3 separate regions of the Homo sapiens genome follow, and all the other regions are linked to region 1. Evidence: chromatin contacts called from ENCODE Hi-C or POLR2A ChIA-PET data. All regions are on one chromosome and are shown on one strand. Each heading gives the region's core, a stretch centred on a gene start or an enhancer-like site at or near the end of the contact. The rest is flanking DNA. Distances are from core to core; before and after follow the strand shown.

Evidence for each region. Hi-C counts contacts between places; a loop is a spot of excess contacts on that map. ChIA-PET counts read pairs that join two places held with the same protein, here RNA polymerase II (POLR2A). Pooled maps may share reads with other maps.
Region 2: a map with no recorded cell type shows a loop between it and region 1 (2.0-fold over the local background). The contact joins two enhancer-like sites. A Hi-C loop is called at or near these places in 9 of 37 single-sample maps with no recorded cell type and 3 of 50 pooled maps. POLR2A ChIA-PET finds 5 or more read pairs at or near these places in 2 of 52 experiments (HEK293 and Panc1).
Region 3: a map of PC-3 shows a loop between it and region 1 (11-fold over the local background). The contact joins two enhancer-like sites. A Hi-C loop is called at or near these places in 1 of 168 maps with a recorded cell type or tissue (PC-3), 2 of 37 single-sample maps with no recorded cell type and 2 of 50 pooled maps. POLR2A ChIA-PET finds 5 or more read pairs at or near these places in 2 of 52 experiments (A673 and GM10248).

The regions. Positions count from the first base shown.
Region 1 is chr6:73,078,065-73,083,198 of GRCh38, forward strand. All of the region lies in intron 5 of KCNQ5 (potassium voltage-gated channel subfamily Q member 5), which reads left to right. Among named protein-coding and RNA genes, the nearest start is that of KCNQ5-AS1, 63 kb to the right of the region's middle. Within about 2 kb of position 1,972, at least 4 of the 41 ENCODE cell types and tissues checked have a DNase peak (open chromatin) inside an H3K27ac peak, as active enhancers do; they include PC-3, where a contact is called at or near this core.
Region 2 is chr6:72,745,185-72,749,598 of GRCh38, forward strand. The region is part of intron 1 of KCNQ5 (potassium voltage-gated channel subfamily Q member 5); the gene reads left to right. Among named protein-coding and RNA genes, the nearest start is that of KCNQ5-IT1, 120 kb to the left of the region's middle. Within about 2 kb of position 1,272, at least 2 of the 41 ENCODE cell types and tissues checked have a DNase peak (open chromatin) inside an H3K27ac peak, as active enhancers do.
Region 3 is chr6:72,647,064-72,652,128 of GRCh38, forward strand. All of the region lies in intron 1 of KCNQ5 (potassium voltage-gated channel subfamily Q member 5), which reads left to right. The region is part of intron 2 of KCNQ5-IT1 (KCNQ5 intronic transcript 1); the gene reads left to right. Among named protein-coding and RNA genes, the nearest start is that of KCNQ5-IT1, 19 kb to the left of the region's middle. Within about 2 kb of position 2,055, at least 5 of the 41 ENCODE cell types and tissues checked have a DNase peak (open chromatin) inside an H3K27ac peak, as active enhancers do; they include PC-3, where a contact is called at or near this core.

The sequences.
Region 1 (5,134 bases), core at 722-3,221:
TAAGTTGTCTTGTAAACCATCATTAATATTTCTTGAGTGCTAGATTGTTGCCAAAATTAAAAATATATAAAATATATAAATATATATCATTTTTAAAATGGTGATTAAAACATTGATAGTTTGTTTATTTGTTTTAACTTTGTGGAGCACAAATTTAAATGATCAATTGTTGCATTGATTTTCCGCTCTTCAAAAGTTTATCTGGGGTTAAAAAATGAATGGAAGCTGTGAATAAAATTGCAGCACAAAGAAATGAAAAAGAAGACTGGTAACCATCTGTGAGATCAGAGATTATAGTCACCTAATTTCAAAACTTTCCTCTCAAAACCTACTTTTTCTTTATATTATTAAAGAATAATTTTCCAAATAAATAAAGTAAAATCATGATTCTTACATAGAAAGAAAATTAACACATGCTAAACATTCATTTAACTCATTTTAAAAGTTTAAGTCATTATTAATGAAGAAACCAGTAAGATGTTAAAACCAGTTCAAAGCACTATCCAAAGGACAGAAACATTTAAAGATCAGGAATATTGAAATCAATGTGCAAATAGAGGCAAAACTGGCTCCTTCCACAGTGTGGGAGGGAAGTCAGTTCAACCTCCACTAGGCAGAATTTATTTACATGTCCATAGGCAAGAATTATTTTGCATTGCTACCAGTTATCAACAACTTACAGAGTTGTAAAATAGCTCAAAGGCTATGAAAAGAGCAGAGCCCCATAAAATCAGAATCCAAAAACCTGGAAGGGTGTACTCTGAACAACGCATAGTTTTCCACTGAAGCAAAAATTTTCCCTGCATTGTAAAGAATTTATGAAACAGTCATTGGAGCTATGCCGTAATAAGAATGACATGGGATATAGGAGTGCTTTATGCAATGTATAAATTACATTTCTTTTTATTTTATTCCTTTAAGGTATTCCAAAGGGGAGTTATATGAAAATAATCATAGCCAAACATGGTGGCTCACGCCTGTAATCCAAGCACTTTGGGAGGCTAAGGCGGGCCAGTTGCTTGAGCTCAGGCATTTGAGACCAGCCTGGGCAACATGGCAAGACCCCATCCCTACAAAAAATACAAAAATTAGCCAGGTGTGGTGGCACACTCCTGTAGTTCCAGCTACCTGGGAGGCTGAGGTGGCAGAATCACTTAAGCCTGGCAGGTAGATTATAAATGCTTGTCTAAAGAATGTCCATATCGTTTTGGTTCAAAAAACCCCGTGAGTTCTCTTTTAAACCACCCTTAGTATTTCTTGAGTTCTAGATTGTTGCCAAAATAAAAATATATCATTTTCTTAAGCTGTGATTTAAACAATGATAGGCTTTTTATTTGTTTGTTTAGTGAAGCACAGAGTTACCAATTGTTGCATTGTTCCACTAGTCATCAAAAGCTCATCAGCAAGACCCAGAACATTTGTCAGAGAGGGGGAAAATTTGTTAGGGCTGTATTTAGCAGAACTTGTTGTATTTGTTGATTGCATAGCAGCAATAAAATGAATAAAAATGAGAAATACATTCACCTAAAGATTCGAATTTTTTTCTTAAGTTATCTAAGTAAATGTCTACAAGATTATGCCATTGGTTTCAAAGGATTCCGTTGGTTTAATAATGTGGTTTCCGGCTGCTCTTCACTATTCACAAGCAATAATGGGCATTTCGAAAAAGAGTGGAAGCTTGAAAGAGAGCAGTCATCTGACACTCTTAAAATACTTTTTATATGTAGAGAGCAAATGAAAATCTGTGACTCATGATGGGATAAACTGTAAACTGAGAAAACAGGAGGCTTTTCTTGCCAGCAAGGGGAAGACAGTTTATCATCCCAGCCTTCAAAGCAATGGTTTGAATTCAAGTTTAATTTTTGCTTCTCTTGGATAATTCTAATGTATTTGACTTACTGAGGCACCCAGGTGCCCCTTTTGCCACTGAGATGCAGTTGTTGGTGAGTTTAGCCTGGGAGCTCATTATCTTTCTTTTTATTAGTCTTCCATTTCTCCTTATTACAAAAAAGAATTGCTGTATTGTGTGTTAAACAGTGTGTGGGAAACTCTTAATATACCTCTCAGTTAGTCATCAGTTTGTTTCTTTTGCCAGAATAACCCACACGGTAGGTTTTCAAAGGTCATATCTGTGACTTTCAGGGGAAGAAACATTTTCATTGATTTGCCTTTCAGTTCTGCTAATTTGACTGACATTTAACCCGTACTTAACAGGTTCCTGAATGGCCTAATTATGTTTCTATTTTTAAAAAAAATCTAGTCTTGAATATGAGAGTAAAAATTTTATAAGAGATCAAACTTCGAAGAATTTTTTAAGGCCTTATTGGTCCGTAGCAGGTTTGTTGATATTAACTGACTCATTAATGAAATTGTCTGAATCCTAAAAAGACAGAAGAAGCAAACAAACAAGAGAGCTCATTGTTTCTATTCATTTTAAGAAGAACATATACTAGATTCCTAGTGGGAAATAAAATAAATTTAGACTATTATACCTTTTATTTATACATTAATCAAGACCTTAGTGAAAATTATGGTTGGGTATTTCTTAGTTAAAATTGCGCATGTTGCACCTAATGGAAACCTTAATAACTATGGAAGTATCCAGAATAAATAGGGAAATGATAGCATCCTAAATGAGAGTATTTCTAAGTGTTACACTTTGATGAAAAAAGGAAATCCCCTATATTAAAAGATCCCACAGTATCAACATTAAGTATCAAAATATAGGTTTTGTTCCACAGATACGCTGTGCCAGTGAATTTTCAATACTAACTCTGGAACTCCTTCCATTAAGATAGTGAGATCTGTCCCCTAGATCAACATTTGGAGGGATATCATGGTGGGATCAGTGCTGCCCAAAAAACTTTGATCCCTGAAAGCAGTTTCATATTAGTGAATAGCAATACCTAGTTCATTGAGTAAGTGAAATAGATATAAAAGACCTGGTACCAAGAACATAGCAAGTGCCCAATCAAATATGAGAGCTATTGTTGGTGTAGACATCATTGCTGTGGAAGTTAAATGAAAGCACCTTTAATACAAAAGGAACAAAAAAAGAGCTATGTGTTTTGATGCAGACCCACAGTTTGAACACAGAAGAGGCTTGGGAATTGGAGGTTGTGATGAAAAGATGTCCTGGGTTCTGATGTGGCAACTAAAGTTGCATTGATGGCAGAAAATGGAAGAGGGAAGTAGCTCTAGTAGCTGAGGCACTGAGAGTTGCTGGAAAAGGGGATCTTCTGATTGTTGGATAGAGCTCCATTTATTATCATTTTCTATTGTTATTTTTCTCATTTTTGGTTGTTCCAGATTTATTCTGAAATAATTTAAGAATGGGTTTCCCTGGAGTTATTTTCTGTTATTAAATCCTTCCTGTTTTGTGGGAGTGATTTTTCTCTTTTTGATCTGCTTTAGATTTATTTTGAAATAACTTAAGATCAGGTTTTCCTGCACTCCAGCCTGGGTGCTTGAGTGAGACCCTGCCTCAAAGACTCCCTTGGGGAGAATTATACCGTGCCACGGAAATCTACCAACAGTATATTGTTCACCTGAACACATTAGCTATAAACTAATGTACATAGATTTACTAAAAACATAATTGTATCTTCAAAATCAGGTCAATAAATATTTGTTGATTTGTTGCCTGAAAGAAAGAAGGATTTATATCTCCTGATTTGGAATTAATTCTGCTATTGAAAAGAAAAAAAACTTTAGCCTAACCAGTGTCTTAAATTATAATCTGACCATAGCCTCAGCCATCTCATTTAAAAAAAAAATCAAGAAAAGTCTGGACCAGAGTTTTCATTTGTTTTTCAGTATTATTTCTGAGGAAGAATTCCTGAATGCTAAACACACGAAGGTGCCCCCACTCCACCTCAGATTTTCCTAACATAATTACAACTTTATGCCAACATTTCCAACCCACAGATTTTCAGAATGTATTTTCTTTCACCTGTGTGACTGTATTTGAGCATAGGAAACATAAGGGCCAAAATATATCTAAGCTGTTTCTATCTGCAAGACGCCTTCAAATAAATGGTCCAGCTGAAGAGATGGTACAAAATACCAGGGATTCCTGAGGCCAGCTGTGGGGAGGTAGCAGGGCAAAGCAGACCATCCCTGCCCAGATCCTCATCCGCCTTGTTACCCTGCAGCCTGAAAAGGCAGCTGCCAGCTTCTCAGTTTAAGAACTGTGGCAAGAAATGGCAGCTTCTCACTTAAGGAGAATACTACTCTGCCTAGAACTTTACTGAAAGAGATGGTGGACATTTTTGTCACTTGTAATTTGTTTTTAATTTTAAAAAGTAAATTCAAAACGTCATGACCTTACCTATGATATTATAAAGATCATACTCAAAAGTCACGAGTATGAATCACAGAAGATTTTTATAATAAAAATGTAATCTATCCAGTGCATGTTCACCAGCATATCTCTTACAAGCTCTGGAATGAGGAAAAAAAATGGAATTATGTCCAATATCGTGATGTAAAGATCCATCTCTCTATTCTCCTGCTTCTCATCTCTTACACACACGTATATATAAGCAAAATGTCACGCTCACATGGGTGTGGGAAATCAAAGCTCACGAAACACTATTTAGTTTACTTGCCCACTTATGTAAATATTGTATTTGTTTTAGAATAGAGTAGAAGCTCTCAGAACTTATTTCCTCTTCACTGACTGGCCAGATTAACCAACACTCCTCACTCCCACAAAACATACTGAGGCTTGCAGAGCACAAAATGCTCTTTAGTATCCACAGAATTCTGTTCTGAACATTGTTTGAATGCTTGCAAAGAGTCAGCATGTTCATTACCAAACCTTTTTTTTTTTTTTTTTTTTTGAGACAGGGTCTCACTCTGTCACATAGGTTGCAGTGCATTGGTGCATTTATAGCTCGCTGCAGCCTCAACCTCCCAGGTTCGAGCAGCCCTCCCGCCTCAGCCTCCTGAGTAGCTGGGACCCCAGGCACATGCCACCATGCCCAGCTAATTTTTTACTAATTTTTTGAAGAAAAGGGGTCTCACCATGTTGCCCAGGCTGGTCTCAAACTCCTAGGTTCAAGCAATCTGTCTGCCTTGGCCTCCCAAAGTGCTGGGATTACAGGCGTGAGCCACTGTGCCCGTCCCATTC
Region 2 (4,414 bases), core at 22-2,521, 330 kb before region 1:
TGAAAGGAATTTTGGAAATTGTGTTCTTTTCCATGTATGTAATTGCTCCTTAAAACTGAAAAGATCAATTAGGAAATTATTGGCTCCTTCGTACTTCTTTTACCACCTCTATTTATTAATTGATTGAATTGGGTTCGCCAGGTTTAGCTCTTTAATATCAGATCAATAAAAGATTAAATGTTTAAATTAAGTGAGCACACATGTAACTTTCACACTCCTTGCAATTTCTAGGAGCCACATCCAATCATTCAGGATTGTCAGTAACGGCAGCAATCAAGGCTAGAATCAGAGTACTTGCAACTTTTCATTCTTTTTCCTAAACTTCAGCCTACATTTATGGGAATAATAATGCAGCCATACTTTCCTCAAACTCAGTTTATATTTTTGTTTGAAATTAAAGCAGCTTTTTGAGACAAGAATTAAGATTGTTGCCCTGATGCTAGTCATAGTGAATTTCTAACCCTTCTAACCCTTCTTAAAAGGAGATGGTCGTATTTGTTTCCTTTGGATGCCGTATCAAATTACCACAAGCTGAGTGGTTCAAAAGAACAGAAATGTACTCTCTCACAGTACTTGATGCCAGAAGTTTGAAGTCAAGGTGTGTCTGAAGGTCATATTCTTTCTGAAGGCTCCAGGGAAGAAGCCTTCCTTGCCTCTTCCTAACATCTAGTGGTTCCTAGCAATCCTTGACCTGTGTTGGCGTGTAGCCGCCTCACTCCGGTCTCTGCCTCTGTCATCACATGGCTTTTTGCCCTCTGTCTCCCCTGTATCTCTAACTCCAAATTTCTCTCTCCTTATAAGGACATCAGTGGTTGAAATTAGGGTCCACTGTAATCCAGTGTGATCACATCTTAATTATATCCGCAAAGACTCTATTTGCAAAAAAAAAAAAAAAAAAAAAAAAAAAAAAAAAAAAAAAAGGGTCACATTCACAAATACCAGAGTTTAGGACTTCAACATTTCTTTATAGGAGACACAAATCAACTCACAACAATGGCATTATTGAAACTTTTTTGTAATTTTTTAGCATTCTATTCTGTGGGATACTTCCCCTCCCAGCCCAGAAATTTATGCCAGTTACTAATTTCATCAAGATTATTCCCCTTGCTACCGATTGCCACCTTATTTAAAAGTCTGCATTATTGTTGACCTGCCCCAAGACCTGGTTTCTTGATACCCAGTCTTCTCTTTCTCATGATTTTCTCCGTGCAACTTGTTAAACTTTTACTTTCTTTCAGAAAGCACTGGGAGGCAGTTCAGATGTACCAGGGTAGACAGGCTAGTGATCAAGGGTGAGTCAGGGATTTGCTGACAGGTACTAATGGGAGTAGTCATTGAACTAAACCTGAAGCAACAGTGAAACAAAACAAGGTTTGCATCACTTCTAAAGAAGATACTTAGAATTGTTTTCTTCCTCTTGCTTCAACAACTACATTGGATATATTTAGCTGAATGCTTTATTTTGACTCTAAGCAAAATCTCATAGCAACATCTTTTCTTTCAAAGTACCATTAATGTAATTTTGAGTACAGGAATAAGGAAAAAAGTTAGAAAATTTCATTGAGGATAATAAATTGAGACCAAACACTACCAGATAATACATCAAGAACATTAACATTAACAACATCCTTTTATGTTATGCTACATTCTTGTGTTAAACTAATGTATACCATACATTATAGATACTAATGTAGTAGTTGCGGAAAATAATGACGCTCTTTGATTCTATCTAGCAGAACTGCAAACTCTTAATTATAATAACAAAAGATTATGTGTTACACTCTAAGTCTTGCCTAGAATGATACAAGATATGGATTTTGAGTTATTTTAAGGATTATAATCCTTATATTTATGTTCTAGTTCAGGGGTTGATGATAACCTAAGGTCCAGAATTTGGATAGGAAAAAAAATGTATTTGTTTTTCCTAACTCTAACTGATATTTGATATCTCCTTCAATTATTAATGTAAGCCACAAACCTCAGGGGTTATGGCATCAATAGAAATCCTAGATTAATTTTAAATTATATCACAGGTATTGAATATATCTCAAATATAATTTATACTTAGCACTTCTTCAGAATTATGTTAGCTACTTAGACCTGCTGTGATACCTTATTTAATGCATTAATAAAGAATTCTTTTAATATTTTGATAACTATTTCTATATACTCATTTTTCCTTGGAATATTTTTATTTTATGCATTTTAAAACAATTCTGTTGAAAATAGTTCCTCGGGCTTCATGGGACTGCCAAAGTGGCCCATGACACAAAATCGGATAAAAATTTCTCTGCTAGTTTTAGTACCTTCTGTTTCATGATGGCAAATTAAAAGGCAGGTTCAAATGTCAGCATTATATACTACAATTTTCTTTCTTTCTCAGTCAGACAATTCATTAATCATCTGATATTTTTTATAATACTATACCTAACATGGGGATAAATGACTGAAAAAACAGGGTTGTAAAAATAGAAGCATAGCATACATTCCTGTCCTCAATGATATTCAGTCTAGTTAGTTACATAGCATATGAATTGCCATTGTCCATATCATATCTTAAAATAATTCTTATACTGTATTTTTATAATGCTTAAAAAATGTACTCAAAATGCTGTCCTCTGTAAGAACTCATTGAACACCTTCAACAGGGTTGTTAAATTGGTAAAGCAAGATCCTACTAGGTTTATAAATAAAGAAAAGGCTTTCCCTTAAGTAGTGAGAGATGAAGCAAGAAAACACTCAGCTCTCCCAAACTGTAGTTCAGTGGGACTTTCATTTCACATCATTTCCTTAGAAAAATCCTACGTCAGAAAATCTTCAGTCTTTTTCGTTGTATAATCTATACATCTCCGAAAAGTGTAAGATGGCTTGTTAAGAATAAAGTGTGGTTTGGTTGTGTAAGACCAACCAGAAAGGGGAAAGGGAAGAGGAATGATGTTGAGATTGGGAGAGTAGTTGCTGTCTGTGATCTTTTATACAGTTGATGTGTGATAGTTGTTTGTTTGTTTGTTTGTTTTTTTAATTCCAACCTGTTCTTAAATGCAAATACAAAAACTAGAGAAAGAGATGGAATCAAGCTAAGGTTAAACTCAAAAGTGACTTCAGTATCAACTTGTTGGTTGTATGTAGCCTTTCTGTCACAGAACTGTGCCCTGGGTTCTTTTTACTCAAAAAGTATTCCATAAAACAACCGCCTATTGGTGCATTACTTCACAGCCTGTTATGAATGAGAATCTTGAGTCCCACCCCAGACTTAATGAATCAGAATCTGCATGTTAACAAAATTCTCAAGTGATTTGAATATACAGCAAAATTTGAGAACCACAGATGACTTTCAATTCACCCATAATAACTGAGAAAAGACTGTAAATTCCTACACCTTGTTCTTCCATAATTTAAGGAGTTTCTTGCTTTGTTTCTACCTTCATTAAGGGATATGAGGCCCATGCTAAGAAAAATGCGTTTAATAACTACTTTGAGTGAAAAATCTCACTAAATCAGGCAGTTGTTCCTAAAGAGAATTTAAACAGATTTTCATCATAGACAGCATGGTATCTGAGACAAACCTGCCCCTGTTGGTGCTGTACCAGGCAAACTCAGTGAATGTAAGTGGGAAATGTTTTGGGAGAACAAGAAAGCCCAAGTATTGCATTTAGGCAAATCATAAGTGCATAGTGTGCCAGAGAAAACAAATGTTTTTCCTGCACTGGCTCTGACACGTTCACACATGAATGTGTTTCATTCAGAAAAAGTAAAGGCTCTAGAATGGCACAGTCTGGTTTTATGAGAAACAGATGTGCCATGGTTCACCCACTCCCTGACCACCTGTGGTTTGCCCATGACTCAACTTTCTTGAATGAGGGGAGTTAACTCTTGGATTCTGAACAAACTCTAAATTACATATTTATTTTCTTCCTCCTCATACTTCTTTTCACCACTCATTGCCATGATAGAACCTTACAATTCTGAGAAGTTTGAATTCTCAACACCCCAAAACATTTTCATTTAAAGTTGAATCCTTGCTAAAGGTGAATCCTTGCTCTGATATTTAGATTGAGATTCTGTTAAAAGTTCAAATAGAATACCAATTTATCCAGCTAGTTAGAGTGATTTTTGGTTTATATTTTAAAGCCACCTGGTTATGAGGTATCTTTACTTACTGCCTATTTTGTTGGTTGAGGATAGGAATTATTACCAGTCAGAAATATGCTTTTGATGTCATTGGTTAGTCACTTAATTTTCAGCTACCTCTGTTTATTGGAATAATGTGGAAAAATTAAAAAAAAATTTCTCAGACTTTAATTCAGGTAATACCTGCTGTTAAATGTTACTGTGAACTACTTCCTCCAACTGCTCACAAGTAGCCAAAGGGAAGGATTTGAACTTCATTACATTTTATCTCTCCTGCCATGCT
Region 3 (5,065 bases), core at 805-3,304, 430 kb before region 1:
ATTGAAACACCATTATGCATATTCATTCATTTACTGTCTGTGACTATTCTTACATTACAACAATAGAGTTGAGTGGTAACAACAGTGATCTACAGCTGAAAAAGCTGAAAATGTTTACTATCTGGCCTAGGCCAGAAAACTATACTTTCTATCATGTGTCCTTGCCGTGTAGGCAGGTGACTTATGGAGAAATGGGATGAAAAAAATGGACATGGTGAGTCAATCATCAGTAGAGTTGAATTGAAAGAATGCCATTAGTTGGAGTCAGAGTCATGGCAAGAGAGAGAGAGTGTAAGGTAAAGTTGTGAGGAAGAAGAAACCATGCATTAAGAAGAGAAACCTGGTCAGGAGACAGAAGGCTGTACAACAACCCAGAAAAAACAAAACAAAACAAAACGAAAAAAAAAGAAAAAAAAAAAGAGATGCCATAAGATGAGAGAAAGAAAGAGAGAGGCAGAGACAGAGACTGAGAGACTGATCATCTGGCATATGGCCCTGAGGCAGAGATTAGCTTGTTCCTCAACTTCCCTAGGTTTCTGATAGCTGTTCAGTTCACAGACACATGCATGTAATGCCCCTGACCTCCAGGACCCCCATCTATGGACAGCAAGGAGCTCTTTTTGCAATCAAAAGAGAGGGACCAAAACAGATCATTATGTATTGCGCCATAATGAGGCAAATTTATTTCTCTTATTTGTAAGTTCCTATGGGAATGACTCCCCCATTAGATCACAGTATTGACGATAAGCATGAATAAGCTAATTTGGGTAGAAAAGTCACTTCATGTAGTAGAATGTAATGTTGACTGTTAAGATATCTCATACATCATGAAATTAAATAAGATTTCCCTTTTATTTCATTTGTTCAGCCACTCAGTAAATATTGAAGACCTATTAAGTATAAAGAAGTGCAAGACAGCTTGATGGATTAGAACATGTATGTAACAAACCCACTCCCAGGGAACATGTACAATCTTGTATGAAAGTTGAGACAGATACACTGATGACTACCACACAGAGAAACCTATGGTAATTAAGTTTGATAATTATTTATAGCAGTCACATTATGTACTAAAACATAAAGAACATAAGGCCATTCACCATGGCTATTGAGATGGATGAGGCTGAGCCTTTGACGTTGGAAGAACAGTAGCACTGTACACAAGAACTGAGGATCACTTCTTGCCATCAAGACCAGGGAAGCCATCATGGAACATCGTGCAGTGGGCACAAGAGATAGAATGCCCATTGCAACATCATTGGTAATAGAAAAAAATGAAAATGTCCATAAGGATAATAATGAGTAAATAACTGGCAGTGTCATTGTATAGGAAAATACCATACAGTAATTGAAAGGAATGAATTAGAGCTACATGAATCTATATTGATATATCTAAAGCCTAATGTTGAGCCAAAAATAAAGGTGCAAAAACATTTTTATAGTGTGAGACGAACTATGCAATATTTTAAAACATGGCAACCAATACTTTTATATTACTTAGACCAGCATACATATGTTGTATAGATTTTTTTTTAATGTTTAGACTTGGTAGATACTAGGATAGCTTTTAAATATGGAGGGGGAAAAAGAGAGGAAAATGATATTAAGGAGGCATATGCAGGAGTTTCTACTGTATGTGAATATTTAAATTTTTTTAAAACCTAAGCCTGCAGAAATATAGCAAAATGGGAGATGAATACATGGGCCTTCATTTTTTTTTTTTTTTTAATTCTCAGAGGTCTTCTGTTTGAAATATCTCAGAAGAAAAAAAAAGAAAAGCCTACGTGTGTTTATGTGGAGACACATTCCAAAGAAGGGACATGTGGCTGGTTATACTCAAGGTGGTTATGTTCAGTTAATCTACCAAACTGGATGATACGGGTCAGGACCCAGTTTTAGTTCAGAGATCCTCAGTTTTATTGTGTGCTTAGTCGTATTACTCAAATGAGTGAAATTAGCTTTTGATAGAGTCAGGGTACCACTTCATGTGACCAAACAAATGCACGAAGCCTGGAGATGGCTGTGTTTGAGCACAGGCTTTGTCCTGCTCGCAGATGTGCAACTGTGCATCTATGGACAGCAGTAGAGGGCTTCTAAGAACACTGGTGGCAAATATGTCAGGAGTCCCTGGCCAATACTGTTGATGCGAAGCTAAGGTTCTAAACAGTTTTGGATCACAGCCTCTTTCAGAATCTCTACGTATTTTAAAAACCTGTGAAGCATGTCCTTAAACAGACATGCACGTGTATGTGCACATATGCATGATTACATAAATTTCCACAAGTTCATAAACCAAGGGGTTTAAGAACCTTAGTTAGGAAACTCGTGTATAGGCACATTACCTTAGATAAATTTGGTCAAATCCTCCAGTGAAGATAACTAATGGTGCAGTTTCTGTGAAAACACACAGGACTCTGAAAATGGAGCTACGGACCCAGTAAAGAGTTTGTACAACTCAGTGAGACTTCCTAAATTCATTGATTTACATACTCTACTAACCACCATCAATCTTGGCACACAAATGACCAGAATATACAGAATCTATCTTTGCTTTATTTGTTTTGTAATGGTTCTTGAATGCTTCTTTAAAGAATAAAACTACTGGACATAGAAAATTCTTCAGCTTGTACAATCATTTAGGATGGTGTAATTCAGATGAAGCATTACACGTGAAAAGGAAACTCAGTCAGATGACAAGCAAATTCTTGGCATCCAACCCTGACCACCAATGCAGAATATGACTAAGGAATAACATTTTTAGTAAAAGGTCACAGACAACATGAACTTAACACATTTTATTCACCTGGTGGCAAATAGAAATGAAATCCCAGAAGCTTGGTTCCTTGAATAAATATTGCAGCAACTGACACATCCAAATATATTTAATACAAACAGTCTCTCATTGCAAGTGCTATGTTTTTTCTGACCATTACATATTTTTACTCATTATTTACACAGCTAATGACTGTTTTATAATGTTAAACTCAACCTTCCATTTTTCTGAAATTATGTTTATATAGTTATTGGTTTGATGGAATAATTAAAATGCACTTATGTGAGATATAAACTAAGTTTCCTTTTCCTGTCTTGTTTCTTATAATTTAATCTGTATTAGGTCATTCAACTAGTAATTGTTATTCTAATAATTTCCCCTATTTTCTTTTCTTTGAACTGGCTGACTAGCTAAAGTGTATAAAAACAGTGACTCATAGACATGCATTTTGAAGTAACCAATATAAATAGGTACATTCTGGTTATATCACATTTTAGACAACTGCTTAGTCAAATGAAATGCAAAAAGAAAAACGGAAAGAAAACTATTTCAAATACCTTGAAATGTGTGCTTCAAGCTGACTTTCAGAATAGGTGCACATTTATATAGCTATGTAAAAAAGAAGGGGAAAAACACAGAAATTCCAAAATATTTTCAAACTGGCTTAGACATCTTGACACTTTACTGTTTTCCTCTGCCAGGAGAGTAAATGAGTGGTTTGCCCTCTGGGGAAAAATCCATTTAAAAGCGAAACTATTTTAAATGCATACCTTTTTACAAGAAAGAAAAGAATAGTTCTTAGTAGTGGGGGAGTGGGTAGGATATATGTATATGGAAGGGCACAGTGAAATGTATTAGTATAGGGTCTTGTTTACTTGTAAGTATTTTCTTCCTTTTTGTCATTCCTCACACATTTACATGGTTAGCACTGGTGATACAAAGAAGAAAGAAATATTCCTAGCCTTCACGTGGTTTTAGTCTAAAGGGAGAACACTCAGGAAAAACAGTGTGCATCAACCTAGAGATGCCATGAGAATGAAATGTGCAGTAACTAATCCATGGAGGAGAGGATGGTCAGAGGGGGTCGTGTTTAAATTGGGTCGATTAAGGTTGCAAAGGGTCAGCCTATTTTAAGAGGGCAGGTGGGAAGGAATAGGAACAGAGGCCAAATGCAGGAGATAATATTTTGTAAACTGTTTTGTAAATGATAAATTGTACCTTCTGTGTGGAGGTAAAGTATGAGGGGAGATTTCTGCCTTCTTCCTATCTTGTTCTTATATATTTGTTCATATATTTAACATAGCTACCCCCTTATGGTATTATAATTACCTGATTACCTTTTAATCTCATCTGTGAAGTCCCTAAGTGTAGGAGCAGTACTTTATCCATCTCTTTTCCCTAGTGCCTAACAGGTCCAGACAGCTGGTAGATACAAAATGAAGACTCTTTTAGTTGAACTGAGTGAATGAAAGGATGGACAGATGGATGCATAGATAGATACTCTGTAATTACAAAGAAATGTACTTGGGCTATGACTCCTTCAGTGGAAAAAACAACATAGCAGAAAAAATGCAATACATGGGGTGTGGTAGAATTGTAAAAATATTTTTACTAGAAATACTCTTGGACTTTATGACAAATTAGAAATTATTTCCTTCTATGCCTGGCCCTTCCAAAATTTCACATTCATGCATACACTAGTATACTTGTTAAATTGTTGGACAAAAATCTCCTTCGATTTAGAAGTCTATTATTTCGTTGAGATGACAGTTTTTAACTAGTAATGAAAGTTTTCCAATGAAAACACTCTAATTTTGCAATGTGTACCTCAATTTTGTGAAAATAAACGGCTGAGTATACTGGAACAATCTTAATTCTGTTGAACTCCTTAAAATGATATTACATATCAAAGAGTACACCTTTAAACTACTAATGGAGGAAAATAGAATAACTCAAGGAGAGCAAGCAGACAGCTGGAATTTTTGGGAAATGTCTGTGGTATTTGGGTTTATTTTTAAGGGAAAGAAAAATTTCCCATTAAATTTTATAACACAATAACACTTTTAAAACTTATACTCAAAAAGAATCTTTATAATGCTGTTGTAAAACTCAGATTATATTTTATTCATGAATTACAGATTTCTTTTTTGATGACGGTGGTTAGGGTAAGAAGCGGCTTTTATAAGCTTTATTTATCTCTTTTAATTACCTCCTTCTCCTGTCTCAATGCTCACACTTACACTCACTTTAAAAAATTTTTATCTTTCATGGGATCTATATCTAAATAACACC